Regions from separate parts of the Homo sapiens genome. Here region 1 is linked to region 2. The links are chromatin contacts, found by Hi-C or POLR2A ChIA-PET in ENCODE. All regions are on one chromosome and are shown on one strand. The core of a region is the stretch at or near the end of the contact, and the rest is flanking DNA. Distances in the headings are between cores, read along the strand shown. Region 1 overlaps GMDS (GDP-mannose 4,6-dehydratase). Region 2 overlaps GMDS (GDP-mannose 4,6-dehydratase).

The links. Hi-C counts contacts between places; a loop is a spot of excess contacts on that map. ChIA-PET counts read pairs that join two places held with the same protein, here RNA polymerase II (POLR2A). Pooled maps may share reads with other maps.
Region 1: POLR2A ChIA-PET joins it to region 2 with 10 read pairs in HEK293T. The contact joins two enhancer-like sites. A Hi-C loop is called at or near these places in 3 of 50 pooled maps. POLR2A ChIA-PET finds 5 or more read pairs at or near these places in 3 of 52 experiments (AG04450, HEK293T and IMR-90).

Annotation. Positions count from the first base shown.
Region 1 is chr6:1,799,551-1,806,391 of GRCh38, forward strand. The region is part of intron 7 of GMDS (GDP-mannose 4,6-dehydratase); the gene reads right to left. Among named protein-coding and RNA genes, the nearest start is that of FOXC1, 190 kb to the left of the region's middle. Within about 2 kb of position 2,066, at least 3 of the 41 ENCODE cell types and tissues checked have a DNase peak (open chromatin) inside an H3K27ac peak, as active enhancers do.
Region 2 is chr6:1,698,658-1,705,368 of GRCh38, forward strand. All of the region lies in intron 9 of GMDS (GDP-mannose 4,6-dehydratase), which reads right to left. Among named protein-coding and RNA genes, the nearest start is that of FOXC1, 92 kb to the left of the region's middle. Within about 2 kb of position 3,359, at least 2 of the 41 ENCODE cell types and tissues checked have a DNase peak (open chromatin) inside an H3K27ac peak, as active enhancers do.

The DNA of each region.
Region 1 (6,841 bases), core at 816-3,315, 100 kb after region 2:
AGGGCTGTGCTTTTCCTTCCCTACTTTCTAGTCACATTCTAGAATAACAGAAGTCAGGAAAGAAGGAAGGCAAAGCAAGGAAATCAAGAGAAATTGGCTGAGGGGCTGGGGAGGGAGGGAGAATTAAAACTGGAGGGAGACTCCAGAGAAGATGACTCTTGATATATGCATATGCTACCCATTTAATGCTGTATGTTGCCACTAACACACATTGTTGATTTCAGGGTTACAGCCTACGAAACAAACTGCGTACTTTGTTCCTAGATACACTAATTTTGGGACTCCCTCTCTGAACACACAAGAAAACTCAACCACTACTTCAAATACCTCCTCACACATTTATATCGGTTGGAGATTTGTTTAGATTAACAGACTCTCCAAGGGTTAAGATAGTAGGTCATTCATACCTTAATGTCTTTTTTTAAAAAAAATTAAAATCCCAGCTAGCTGCAATGGTCTCAGTGATTCAGAGCTTTGCAGTAAGGGAAGAGAGCAGGAGGCCAGGGGAAGAGGAGGCCAGCCTTCCCTTCCTTCCTCCCACCTTGACTAGGGCTGCTTGATGATGCCCATATGGTGGTTGGCCTCTGAAATTCTTCCTTCTCGACAAGGTCTCCTGAAATAAAATTTAGGTTTCCAAGGTGAATAAGGTCTAGTTTAAGTAACATGATATATGGAAATAAAGAAGCTTCCGATTCTGAGAACTCTGGTTGTGAACCCTAGCAACTCCAAACACAGGTTGTATTGATATTGGTGAGCTTCTTCAACTCTTTAAGTCTCAGTTTACTAATTTGTAAAAAGTGGATAGTAACACCAACCTTTCTCAGGAGGGTTAGACATCTATAAAAGGCCAGCAGAATGTTCTTATGACTCCTACTCACAACCATTTCTTTTCTTTTCTTTTTTTGAGATGGAGTCTAGCTCTGTCACCCAGGCTGGAGGGCAGTGGTGTGATCTCAGCTCACTGCAACCTCCGCCTCCTGGGTTCAAGTGTTTCTCCTGCCTCAGCCTCCTGAGTAGGTGGGACTACAGGAATGAGCCACCATGCCCAATTAATTTTTCTTTTTCTTTTTCTTTCTTTCTTTTTTTTTTTTTAAGCAGAGATGGGGTTTCACCATAATGGCCAGGCTGGTCTTGAACTCCTGACCTCAGTGATCTGCCTGCCTCAGCCTCCCAAAGTGCTGGGATTAGACATCTATTTCTTCAGAGCACTGCACAGTTATCATCAGCTCCTTAGCCCTGGGTGAAGCAGGCACAGCACAGCAAACAGCTGCAAGAAGTGGATGTGATTCTGCATCTGAAAGCACAGAGGTGGGTCTGGACCTCCAAGAATGGAGTCACACCAAAAGATGTCAAGGTGCTGAGTAAACTTCTGGGAAGAACTGCTGGAGGAGCGAACTCTGGTTATTGGTGATTCTTGAAGAGTGTGTCCTGTTTCAGGGTAGTGAATGTGACAGATCTCTGCAGCAGGCAGCTGCCACTTCATCCCTGCTCCTGAAAAGTGACACTCGGGGGATACAATCTGCTTCCAGGTGCTCCCTGGAGCCCGGACCATGAGGACCTGTGACTAGAATAGCCTGCCCAGAGCTGTAAAATGTGCTTATTCTATGAGACCTGCACCGAAATTACCTTTCAGGAACAGAGAAATATTCTGTGAGGAAGCTATGCAAGGTGGCCTCTTGAGGAAGGGGGCACAAGTAGACATTTCCAGTTTGTTCATGAGTTTTCAAAAAAGCAAGCTATGCTCCTTACAGGAATGAGAATCTTGCCTTGTTGGAGAATAATGAGTACACAGATTTTTGTGATTGTTATTCAAGCTGCCAATCCTGGTAGCTATTCAGTAGATAAGTAATTAGTAACAGTTTTGTTGGACCATGAATATCAGAGATTCATACCCTTTGAATAGAACCTTAATACAGCAGTAAAGGTTTATAGCTGTATAAAGCTGTCCAGCTGGAGTGGAGGCAACCCGCAACATTTTCCATGCAAAACCCACTCACATGATGCATTCCCCACCCCACCTCACTCCCGTCGGAGAGGCAGGGCAAAGGGAGCAGATGTTTGCACAGGAATTTTCCCAGGGCTTAATTCAAGAAGCTAAAACGGTGAGCACACCTGAGCAAATGAGGCCTGGCTCTGGCGGGCAGCCCCGGGCACAAGCCCCACATTTTTCCAAGACTATGTTTTCCGCACACAGAGGGCCATAGAGGGTAGAAAAGAAAGGCATTTTCAAGCTTGAAAGTTGGAATTCTGTCCACTTGCTATACTGTTCAACTTTATCAGCTTTCATGAGGGGACAAAGAAGAACCACAGTAATTTTTAGCTTGTTGAATTTTGTGGTTTATTTATTTACATCTCAGAGAAAGACTTCATCTAATGCTACCCTCCCACCCCGAATAAAAACGGCACTGGACACTATAATGTTGAAATAGCCACTGACCTTAAAAGCCACTGTCTCAGGCATTGCCAGTAACAAAATTGGGAGTTGGATATTTAAGCAAATTGTACTTAATAAAGGCCATATTTGCCTAAATAGAAAAACGGAGATGCAGTACCACCTAAAGTGAAAAAATGTTGAAAGTTTCAGTAGATTATTCCAATGTAAAATAAAATCAGCTTCTTCAAATATTTCAACAGAGGTACAAGTCTTCATTTGAGAATTTACATTTCCCATAAATTAATACTGTCCTAATGAATGTACAATTTTGCAGACACCAGTTAGTCTGGGATCTTGCCTATAGTCGTTACTCAATCAATATTACTTGAACTGAAGGACAAGACAGCAATCTGTGAGACCAAAAAAAATAATAAAGTTTCTACACAGCAAGCATTTTCTATAATAGGCATATCTCAAACTAATAAGGCAGGAAGTATATTTAAAAAAATGTTTTTGCTTTAGGTCTAAAAGATTTTCCTTTCCAACTATAAAACAGCTGAAATCATGTATCCTCAGCCCAACATAATTTCACGCCTAATTTATGGAAATAGAATACCAAAGGCCTCTGAAAGGGAGAGGGCAGGCAGGAGAGAAAGGATAGTGTGACATTAACACAGGGACCTGCTCCGCTGTTGTTCGGCAGGAGGTAGGCCTGGGCGAGTCTGCCCTACAGGGCGGCACAGTAAGATTCCAGCAAAAACATGTGTTATGCGGGGAGGAGGGGGCGCTCCGCTGAATGAACTTACTGTTACCTTTTTCCCCCTCTAACATAAGTCTTCTTTTTCCTGATACTGTCTGAATTTGAAACATCTAATTTAATCCATTGGAGGGCCAGTCTTCCTTTTATTTCCTGTCTGTACTGAAGCAGTCGCCTGTTTCAATTACGACTTTCTCCAGCTCCTACATTTCTTGTGCTCCAGCTGGCTCAAAGTGCACTTCCTTGGAAGGTAAAATGCACTAACTGTGCTGATCGGAGACTGATAGCTGGAGAGCCACAATATTTAATAGCTGCGCTGATAAGGAGGTTTAAAAAAATCCATTTTTGAGCCTAAACAAAAGGATATTATGTAGCTGCATGTTCAATTAAGATCTAGTTAAATTCTTTTTTCCCATTATGTGGAACCTCATGCAGGCAGCCGACATAACTCATAGTGTTATGGCAAATTTCATCGGCACTGTATGTTTGAGAAATGTTTCCCTCCTGCTTTTCAGTTAGTTACTGCTGATTTGGGACCAGCTTGGTGCAATTATTTCAAAGAACAGAAATGTGGGATTGATACGGCATTCTTGCAAAACCCTGGCTGGCTAAAAATAAGACTGTTTTGCAGTCGAGAAGGCAAAAAACGTCTCTGGGCTGTAAACACCAGTCAATGTATTTCTTTTCTGCTTTATGAAAACCACAATTTTTTTTTTCTTTTTTCCGTCTCTCCTTACTCATAGTGTAGTTTAATTACAGTTTAATCTCTTTCAGCGAGCAGCCCTTGAGACCTTATTGTTCAACCACAGTATTATCAAGGCTACAGCTACAATTTATGGCAAAAGGTGGAGGCTCCCCTTTAGAAAAACCAAAATGCTCCCTTCCCGTCCCCAAATAAATAAATAAATAAATAAATATAATAGTTACTTTATTACAAACTCACATTACAAATTTTTATTAGGCTCTAGAGATGCCAGGCCAATAATTAAAGAAATACCTGAGAGGTGTTGATCAACACTTACCCTGTTTAACTCTGCTGGGTCAATAAATCTGCAGGAAAACTTTTAAGTTAACAAGATTGTTTGGGCCTCTAGTTGCTGAAAATATTTGGTTACACTGAGGGGAAATGAGGTGGGAGAGAGTGGAGGAGAGGTTCAGAAGTAAAAAATGGACTCTCCACTTGCTTGGGGTACAGGAAATATACAGTAAAGAGTTTGCTGCAACTGAAGGGGTGAATAAGGTCAGTAAATTATTTTTGCTGCTTTAAGCTCACAGGTATGATTTAGTGTCTCTGAGTTTTAATACACATTTTGAAAGAAGTGCCAAAATCCTAGGGGTTTCAATAAAAGAGAAGGTAAAACTTGGCTGTTCACCACAAGAAAACAGATTCTAAGCATAAGGTGACTGCTCAAATTCAAGGCGAAACTTTAACCATTAATTTGTCGTTGTTTTTGTTTTTAATAAGATGCGCTGTTTCCTTTTTGTCTTCATTCTTTAAATGCTTTATGGTCAATTTGATTTGTAAATTCATTTGCTCTAAAGAAGCAAGAACAATAAAAGCTCTCTGTGCAGTTTGCCAGTCCTCACTGCTACGTGGCGAGTTCCCCTTGTGCACACCAGCTTGGTTCTAAAGAGGCCGTGGAAGCCATGCATTTCCCGTCAGTCTGAACTCACGGCTGGCCAGCGGGCAGATGCCCATGTGGCGCACCCCGGCCATCCCTGAGGCTCATCTCCACCACTGGTAACTGTGGCGTCTGCCACCTCCACTTCTCCTCTCTGCTTTTTTCTTCCCCACTGTTGGGATTCTGGGTAAAACTGTTGGCTTTATTGCTAATTTTGCCAGTGAATCAGAACTGCAGTGCGTGCTGGGCCTCAGCAGATTCACTACCACAGAACACTCAGATCTCCTATGTGTCATGAATTGTATATGCTTTCATTTAAAATTATAGAACTTCATTATACATTAACTTTATAGAAAGAAGCCAGCAAACAGAAAATTCTAAAAATTTATTAAAAACTCACTTCGAATCCTTATCAATAGGTTTTTTTTTTACATGGCAGAAATGTGTTTATTCTATTTTGTGATTTTCTAAAATTCTTTAACATCATACGCTCATTTTCAATGGCAGCTGAACTATATTACCCTTAATATTTTTTAGGCTAAAGTCATCTCTGCCAAACTTTAAGGCATAGAACACTAAGCTCTCAATGGAATGTATTTCCAAGGGCTTCAAAAGAATTAATGCCTTCGTTCGAGGAAAAACCTTGGTCTCTAAGTATCCTGTAGCCAACCTTCTAAAGAAGTTGAGTGGCTTTCTATTTCAAAAAGAAATGAAGACAGCTATCTTACCATCTATAACAGAGTGTGAACTTTCCCACCTGCTTTATTTCATTTTTGGAGCTGATGGGTCTCTCTTCAGTAACACAGAACTCATATCTCTGTCTTTATATTGTTAGATTTCTATAAGGTAAATTATTAGTTTAGTTCTTTGAGATGGTTCAATGCTAAGTTGTTGGATTTTTATTAAATATTAATATAAGAAGGGGTCTGACATTTATGCTTTATTTTTCCTGGTAGTTATATATGCACTACAGTATTACAAGATACACTGTTTCTTTTCTGACCAGGAGGAACATATCTTACTAAAAAGTGTATTTTGATGTATTGACAGTCCCCCACATACATGCCACTGTACAGAGTTATATGGTATTCTGCTGTACTGCTCTAACATGTTTACCATAAGCATTCTAACAGTACAGGGCAGCAGTTCCCAAAGTATGGTCCAGGCACCTCTGGAGGTCTCTAAGATGCTTTCGTTTGGTCTTCAAGGGCAAAACCATTTTTATGATAATACTAGAACCATACTTCTTTGGCATCCACATTCTTTCACCGATATACAGGAGATACTGAAGCAGTTAAGAGAACTCAACTGTCTTCTGTTAATGCAGACATTAATGAGATTTTTTTAAATTTTGAAACAATGCCACTTTACTAATATTTTTGTCTGGGAAAATACAGTTATTTTTCATAAAAATATTTATCACGTTATTTTTAAATGAATAAATATCCTTTAAATGTTGCAGTTTTATCTCCTACTATGGTTGATAGATATAACCCACATAAGCAAAAGTGCTTTTGGACCCTCAGCATTTTTAAGACTGTCAAGAGGAGTTCTGAGACAAAAACAGTTGGAGAAACTCTGGTATAAGGTATTTAGGTTGTTTCCAATTTTATGCTCCTTCATTATGAAACTTCAATTTATATGAAAATGTAGATATATGTAATTGTGGTAAGTATATAAAAATATATGTGGGTTCTGGGCTTGCTGGTATGAGACAGTAGTCCCAGCTACTCAGGAGGCTGAGGCAGGAAGATCTTGTGAGCCAAGGAGTTTGAGTCCAGCCTGGGCAACATAGTGAGACCCTGTCTCTAAAAAAGGAAACAAAGGAAAGAAAAAAAGCTTTAAAAAGGTATCTGGGTAATCAACTTTTCTCTCCAAGTCCAATTTAGTCCCTCATACATTGGAGGAAGGAGTTAGTCATTCAAAAATTAAAACAGGTCCTAGTATTTGCTTATCATAGGCTAACGTACTGAATACTACTAAAGGTTCTTATAAATTGAAAACTCGGTTTTGGATTAGAGAGGCAGATTCCTTTAGATTAGGGTTTATGCTGTCAATGTAATTCAAATCAAAGAAAGACTGAATTTC
Region 2 (6,711 bases), core at 2,109-4,608:
AGCACAGCCCACTCTGAGAAGGGCAGGCATGGGGGCCATCCGGCCCCAGTGCCCACGTGTGCGCGACCCTGGACAGAGGGCGGCCTCCAGTGGCAGTGCTGCTCTGTGGCACACTGAGGCCTGGTTTCCCTTTTTTTTTTTTTTTTTTGGTGGGGGCACATATTTCCTCAGGAAGGAGCAGATAAGTTCCTCCTTAGGCTTGTGAATACTTTCTTGTCACCTGGCCAAATGGAATTCCAACGATATTGTGAAGAGGCAGTGCCACTTCACAGCAGACACTCACAACAAGCCACAGTCATGGGGTGGTCAAAACTCCCAATCTCCATTTTCATGCAAAGCTGAATGGGCAGCTCAGACCTTTAAAAAGTGTCATGAACACATAGGTCCTCTTAGTCTCTGTCTACTTGACAAGATCTCTTAGTGTCCATGTGTGATAGAACAGCACATGCCTACACTGTGTGGAGTGAGGGGCTGCCAGAGCCACACGGTGTAGCCTTCTGTCCCCCATGGAGGCATGGGTGAGAGGAGAGACACAAGACAGAGAGGAAGACTGCACATCAGGCTGCGGAAATGAGCTTGAGGGTTTATGTTTTGAGGTTGCAAAGAAAAGAAGAAAAATAAGGAAGATGGGGGTGGGGAGAAAGAACAAGCTGGGTGAGGGGAGGAGGAGGGATGTACAGGAGATGGCCTGAGGCAGCCAGGAGGGGTCTCCAGGAGGGCCTAACTGTGGAGGTTGCTGAGAGGCTAGAGGGGAGAGGCTGGAGCCAGTCCAGCCTAACACATTAACGCAGGTGTAGGGGTTTAAAACAATACGTGTCGATCCTCTTACGTTCTTGGTGTGGGCAGGGCTGGCTGCCTCTAGAGGCTCCCGGAAAGAACCCGTTCCCTTGCCTTGTCCAGCTTCTAGAGGCGCCTACACCCCTTGGCTCGCAGCCCCTTCCTTGAATCACCCTGACCCCGCTTCGTCTTCACTGCTCCTTTTCTGACTCTGACCCTCCTGCCTTCCTCCTATAAGGACCTTGTGGTTACCATTAGGGCTCCCTGGAAAATCCAGGACCATCTCCAGACCCTTCACTCAATCCCATTTGCAAAGTCTCTGGATTATCATGTAAGGTGACATAGCCACGTATTCTAGAATTAGCATGGGGACTTCCTTGGGGGTGGGGACATTCTCCTGTGTGCCACAGAGATTAGGATGGCAGCACGCCGTCTGCTGTGACTCCTCCCTGGCACAGCTGAGGGGCACACACAGCCTCCATACGCAGAGGCAGCTGGCCTAAGCCCTGGGGCTCAGCATCTCACCCATGTTCTCCAGGCCCAGGTGAGGAGAACAGCAGCTCACACGTGCAGAATGTGAACATTCTGCAAAAGGGAGATATTTTTGCATTCTTTTTCTATAGAAGAACCACCCCCTCCGCACCGACACCAAAGTGTATGAGCTCCCACAAAAGTTGGATCTGTCCCTGCATACTAATTTTGTCCATCTATTCAAAGTGCAGGGAAAGGAACATTTCTTTAAGGAAAAGTCTTCATGCTTCTTCTAATTTATCTGTATATGAGAATTTTTTAAAGTATTATTAGAAAACTTCTCACCTTTATTCTCAATTACTCTGCGAAAGTTTTTATTTTTACTCTGGATTTTAAAATATGCTTGTGGGGAAGAAATCTACAATCCCTTAATTCCATTTTCATATAGTCACAAAATCATCAGAAGAAAATGGAATTTTCTGTTCAGATTAAATACAGCTCCTCAGTACCACTGAAAGCAGGAGGGAAGGGAGAGCCTGGGGCAAGTTCCATAGACTCTAAATTACTAGCTTCTGCAAATCATTAGTTTCTCCCCTGGGAGAAAAGCAGCTCTACAGTCTTCTGGTTCCGAGGCACCCTCAGCAGAGTCAGGAGCTGCACGGCCACATTTTAAATTCTAGTGGGCACAGCTAAAACAGGATGAACCGAAGTCGGCCTGAATATTGGGACACTGATTTGAGGAGAGAGATGGCAACGTGGGACAACAGCATCTGATTTTGATGTCTTTTGTCTAGTGATGTCCTATGCGGTGGCAAGAAAGAAGACTGCAGGTGCCAGCACACCTCGCGCTGTCCCTCCTCGGGCCCAGCACTGGGACCTGAGGCTGAGCAGTCCACCTCCACCAAGAACAGGAATGCCTGACACTCAAAGGCCATCCCAGCCCCAGTTCTGGAAATCCGAGACCCTAACTGTACTTTAAAAGATAACTGACAGACAGGTGGCAGGAGTCAAGAAGGGTCAGTCATAACTTATCCTATTCGTAAATCATAACAGTGAAGTGCAAAATCCCAGGAAGCCAGCTCAGGCTGATGATGCCGCCGGGGTGACAAACCAGGGACTAAAAAGTCTGGGTTCAGGAATCTTTAGGTAATTAACTGTAGAATGACTAGATACCCGCCTCCCATATTTACAGCGCATGCCTTTGCTAAACCCATTTGCCCTCCTTCATTTCTTCCTGTCTCTCTGCCTCTCCCTCCCTTCCCTTAGCGTGGAGTACATCAATCTGTCCGAAGGGATAAACTATATTTGTGTTAAGCTTTCATTTATAATTAACCAGCTGACCCCAATTCCACACATAAATGGCACTTATTATTTAAAAAATACAGGCTACATTTCTTTCATTGTTCACTGTGTCATTATGTATACATAATGTTTCCTTCCCATAGAGAATAAAATAATGACCAAAGTTCTGTCCTTCAACCCAATGTCTCCACAGTGTGTCTTTCCACCCTTGTTAAACACTGCCTGCTTACATGTTTTCAAAACACATGACCCGCATCTACTCTGACACTTTCCCATTCATCGACAGAGCAACTTCAGTCCTTAATTAGGGCAGTGTTTGAGCTTAAAGGCAAGTCTGTACAATTGAAAAGGTGCATATTCAAAAAAAAAGAAAAAGAAAAGATGCGTATTCAAATTTCTGAGGGAGTAATAGCGTGGTCTGTGATGACAAAACTAAAAATAATTTATTACATTTTATTTTCCAACGTTAATCCATTAAATCAAAGGTCACTGGGGCAGAGGTCTTATTTTCAAATAATATATATTTATTATAATAAATAAATGTATTTATAAATTCTTCCTTTCCATACCTCTATAAATGTGCCTATTTCTGTAAGTTTAAAGTAAGTTCCTTACAACTAATTATTTCTGTTTACTGATGACAGGTATGACAATTTTATATGGAATGAAACATGTTCTGATTCAAAGAGAAGTAGTTCTTCCAAAGTAGCTGAAAGCTGATTCACAACACAGGAGTTTGCCTTTTACAGGCAGACATGATGTTATAAAATGTCAGATGGCCAACATTTTTGCGATGGGGGTGTGAGAGATTCTTCTCAAATGACGCACGCCTCTCTTGGGTATTATCGAACTAGAAACTGGAATGCCCCCTTTAAGACAAGGAAAGTTTGGAAGAAAGGCGCCACAACGCCAGTCAGAGCTGGCGGTTTTCTCAGCAATGCCTGATGCAAGCTCGAGCTTTGACAGCAGTAGCTGGACTCCGACTCTTCGTAAAGGTGCAGCTTAACTCAGGCACTGCTAGAGAGCCTTGGAGAGAATTACAGACGTTTAGAGTGGCAGGAATGCCTGGTATGGCTCCTTGGTTTGAGTCAGGGCAGAGGGAAAGCAGCACACACTTCAGTCAGAGCATAGCCTGGCCTAAAACATGAGACTGTATTCTGTTCTCTCACCCAGAGTCTTGATTAAAAATATTCTTTGCCCATTTAAGAGCTTGATGTGCAGAACCCTTTCCTGATAGCATTGATTCTGGCTCGGTTTTATAATTTCACTGTATGTGGGAGGAGTAGTTAGGAGGGCAGAGAAAGCAGCACCAAAAAGATCCACACTTGCTATGACTGAAGCTCATTCCATAGGGAAGATAACAGAGAGCCTTGGAGAGAAGCCACCACGTTGTCCCTCTGTGGGTCCCCCAGCTGTGGTGGCATTAATACTACTGTTGATAAGGGTGGTGGCCACCTGTTGGGAACCCTGGGGAGATCTTAAGAGCTTCAGCAGGAAAGTTTCTGCAAGGTTTCAGGCGGATGCATTTAAGCCATCAGCACTCAGGGTCTTGGAGCTCTGGACATTGGATAGCAGATAATGTCCGCCTCACTGCCCATCTGGTGACCCTAACCTCAATCTGGGGAAATCGCTTCTCTGTGAAAGATAACTTCGGCTCTGTGACAGCTCCACCCCAACCCTCGCTAAGAGGAGGGCCAATACATCATGTTGACTTATGACTGCTGGGGTTTGTATCCCAGATCACTCTCCGTGAGGATTTCCTAAGCCACTGGACCAGAGTCCACATGTGCAGAGATGAGTTGAAGTGCTGAACAAAACACACGCCCTGAGCTACAGCTGCAGTAGCACCTTTTGGGGGAAGGAAGCCGAGATCTTTCTTAAGCATAATGAGGACAAGCACATGCAGTGGGTTCCTTGGTGTCGGCAACTCCTGTGTGAAACAGAGGAGTTCCTGCATGCTGGCTACGTGGGCACAGGGCATGGTAGGGAAAAGTGAGCTGGGGTAAATGGGGTGTGCTCACTTTGTTCTCTCTCTCTGCCTCCTCTGTCCCTGCCTCCACCCCTCTGGCTCTTGCTCTTCCTCAGGGAGAGCAGATGTTTTAACTGATAGTTTGTAAATATTCTTAAGGCAGACAGTTGCTACCTGACTTCACCTTTCTTATCTCCAGTTCCACCCGAAAGTGGTAACACAGCATATCCAAACATGCCTTGTCATACCAAAGAGAAGTCTGTAGCTCAGCTAGTTAGAGACTTGCATTCAAAAGAAAAAAAAAAAACTTAAAGTTGCTTTTTTATACGGCTTTTTCTGTGCTGGGTGGAAGTCCATTCAAAGCTACTTTGTATAAATAAAGAAATACAATCCTCTTCCCTACTCCCCAATAAAGCTGTGGGGCAGCACGCTGGCCACTGTGCCTGGATGCGCCTGCTGGCATCTGCCGAGGTGTCCTGCCCCACAGCTGCCAGGTGTACTGTGGGGACATCATTCACCTCCTGGGCATCACACTGGTGTGAAAGCAGCCCAGGGCTGAGCTGCACTTGAGGACCCCATGGCACAGGCTTGGTTCGCACTCAGCTCACCAGTGGCCGCAGGGCCAAGGCTGTTTTATTTTTGGCACACTGTGAAGTTGTATTTCTCCCACAACTTGATGTTCAGATCTATGTTTAAGACTTAGAGTAATCATATTTCTCTTTTCCTTTTCTTTCACCTTCGGCATTAGCTTCTTGTAAAAATGAATTTAAGAACATTGTCCTTGCAAACCAGATTATGTGTTTCTGAAAGTCTGTGCACCCTGACTTTCTAAGGCTCATTCATCACCCTATTCATCATCACCTATCATTTGTCTGCCACAGTGACAGGCACGAGGAAGATATGACAGCAAGACAAGACCTCGTTCTTGACTCCAACAAGTTAACGTTTTTGCTAAGGGGACAAGATCAACGCTGATGATACAGTGAGTCAACAACACAAGGTTGTCTCCAGGCTGACTTGGGGCTGCTGGCTGTAAATGTAACAGAGCAATCAGAAGGAGAAAGAGGACCGCAGGGGTGGGGGCAGCCTGAATAAAGGCACTGAGATTCAAGGCGGGGTGGGTGTGGGGGTAAGGCAGCCCTGCCTGAGGAATGCACAGGAAACCAGGTTCTGGGCACTCTGAGGCTGGCAGAGTGGTGTGGGCTCCATGGGGGTGGGCAACAGAGAGCCACTGAGGGTAACTGAGCAAGAGCGTGTCTGTGAGGAAGGAAGGTCAGTACGGGAGTACCATTCAAGATGGTCTGTTGGAGCAAAAGGAGGAAATCAGCAAGACCAACTAGAAAGAAACTTCAAAAAATTAAAGGAACACCCCAGAAAGGAAGAGGGCCAGGACAGGTGGATGCGGAGCGTGAAAATATCTGTGTTGTGATGTCACTGAAAAGAGTAAATTACCAAATGCACCGGGAGTTTTGAGCACAGTGTCCAGTGTGTAATACGTACGCGGTAAGTGCTCACTCCTGAACTTCCGTTGTTGTGGGTATTTTCATGTGTGAGAAGAGAAATACGTAAATTGGAAGTAATAAACACAGTCCCTGCCTGCGTGGAGCTTGCTTTGTGGATTAATATTAAGGCCACCTGGCTATGACAGCATTTGTTCTATTGTTTTGGCGGCGGTGGAGAGGGGGGCGGGGGTGAGGGGTGTGAGGGTTCAAGTACATACTTGTTCTTCCTAAAAAGTACCTTTGAAACTGAGTCATTGAATGGTTGTGTTATTAAAGCATTTAATAGTACTACTCATGTTGAAAATGCTGAAGAAAGCCAAGGTGGAAATTTCCCACCTCAGTAACTTTTGATGGTAGGATACTAGTTCTATAGATAATTATTAAATACCACTAAACGACAAAGCGATGACTACTGAACATTTTGACCAGTAAGTGTTGATAGCTGACCACATGTCAGGCCAGGCACTGGGGATACAAATGGAACAAAACACCTTCCCTATGCTTAAAGAGCCAAAAAGACAGTGGTAGAAATAGACACAAATAATCAGAGTACAGGTGCACAGAGCCTTTCCAAAGCCTCCGGAGAGCTTGGAGTTGAGATGTTTTGGCTCGTAGAGACACAAGGTGATGGGCACAAAACACACAGGTGGACATTTGCCCTGTGCTGCCAGGACAGGCTGAGTTAGGCTT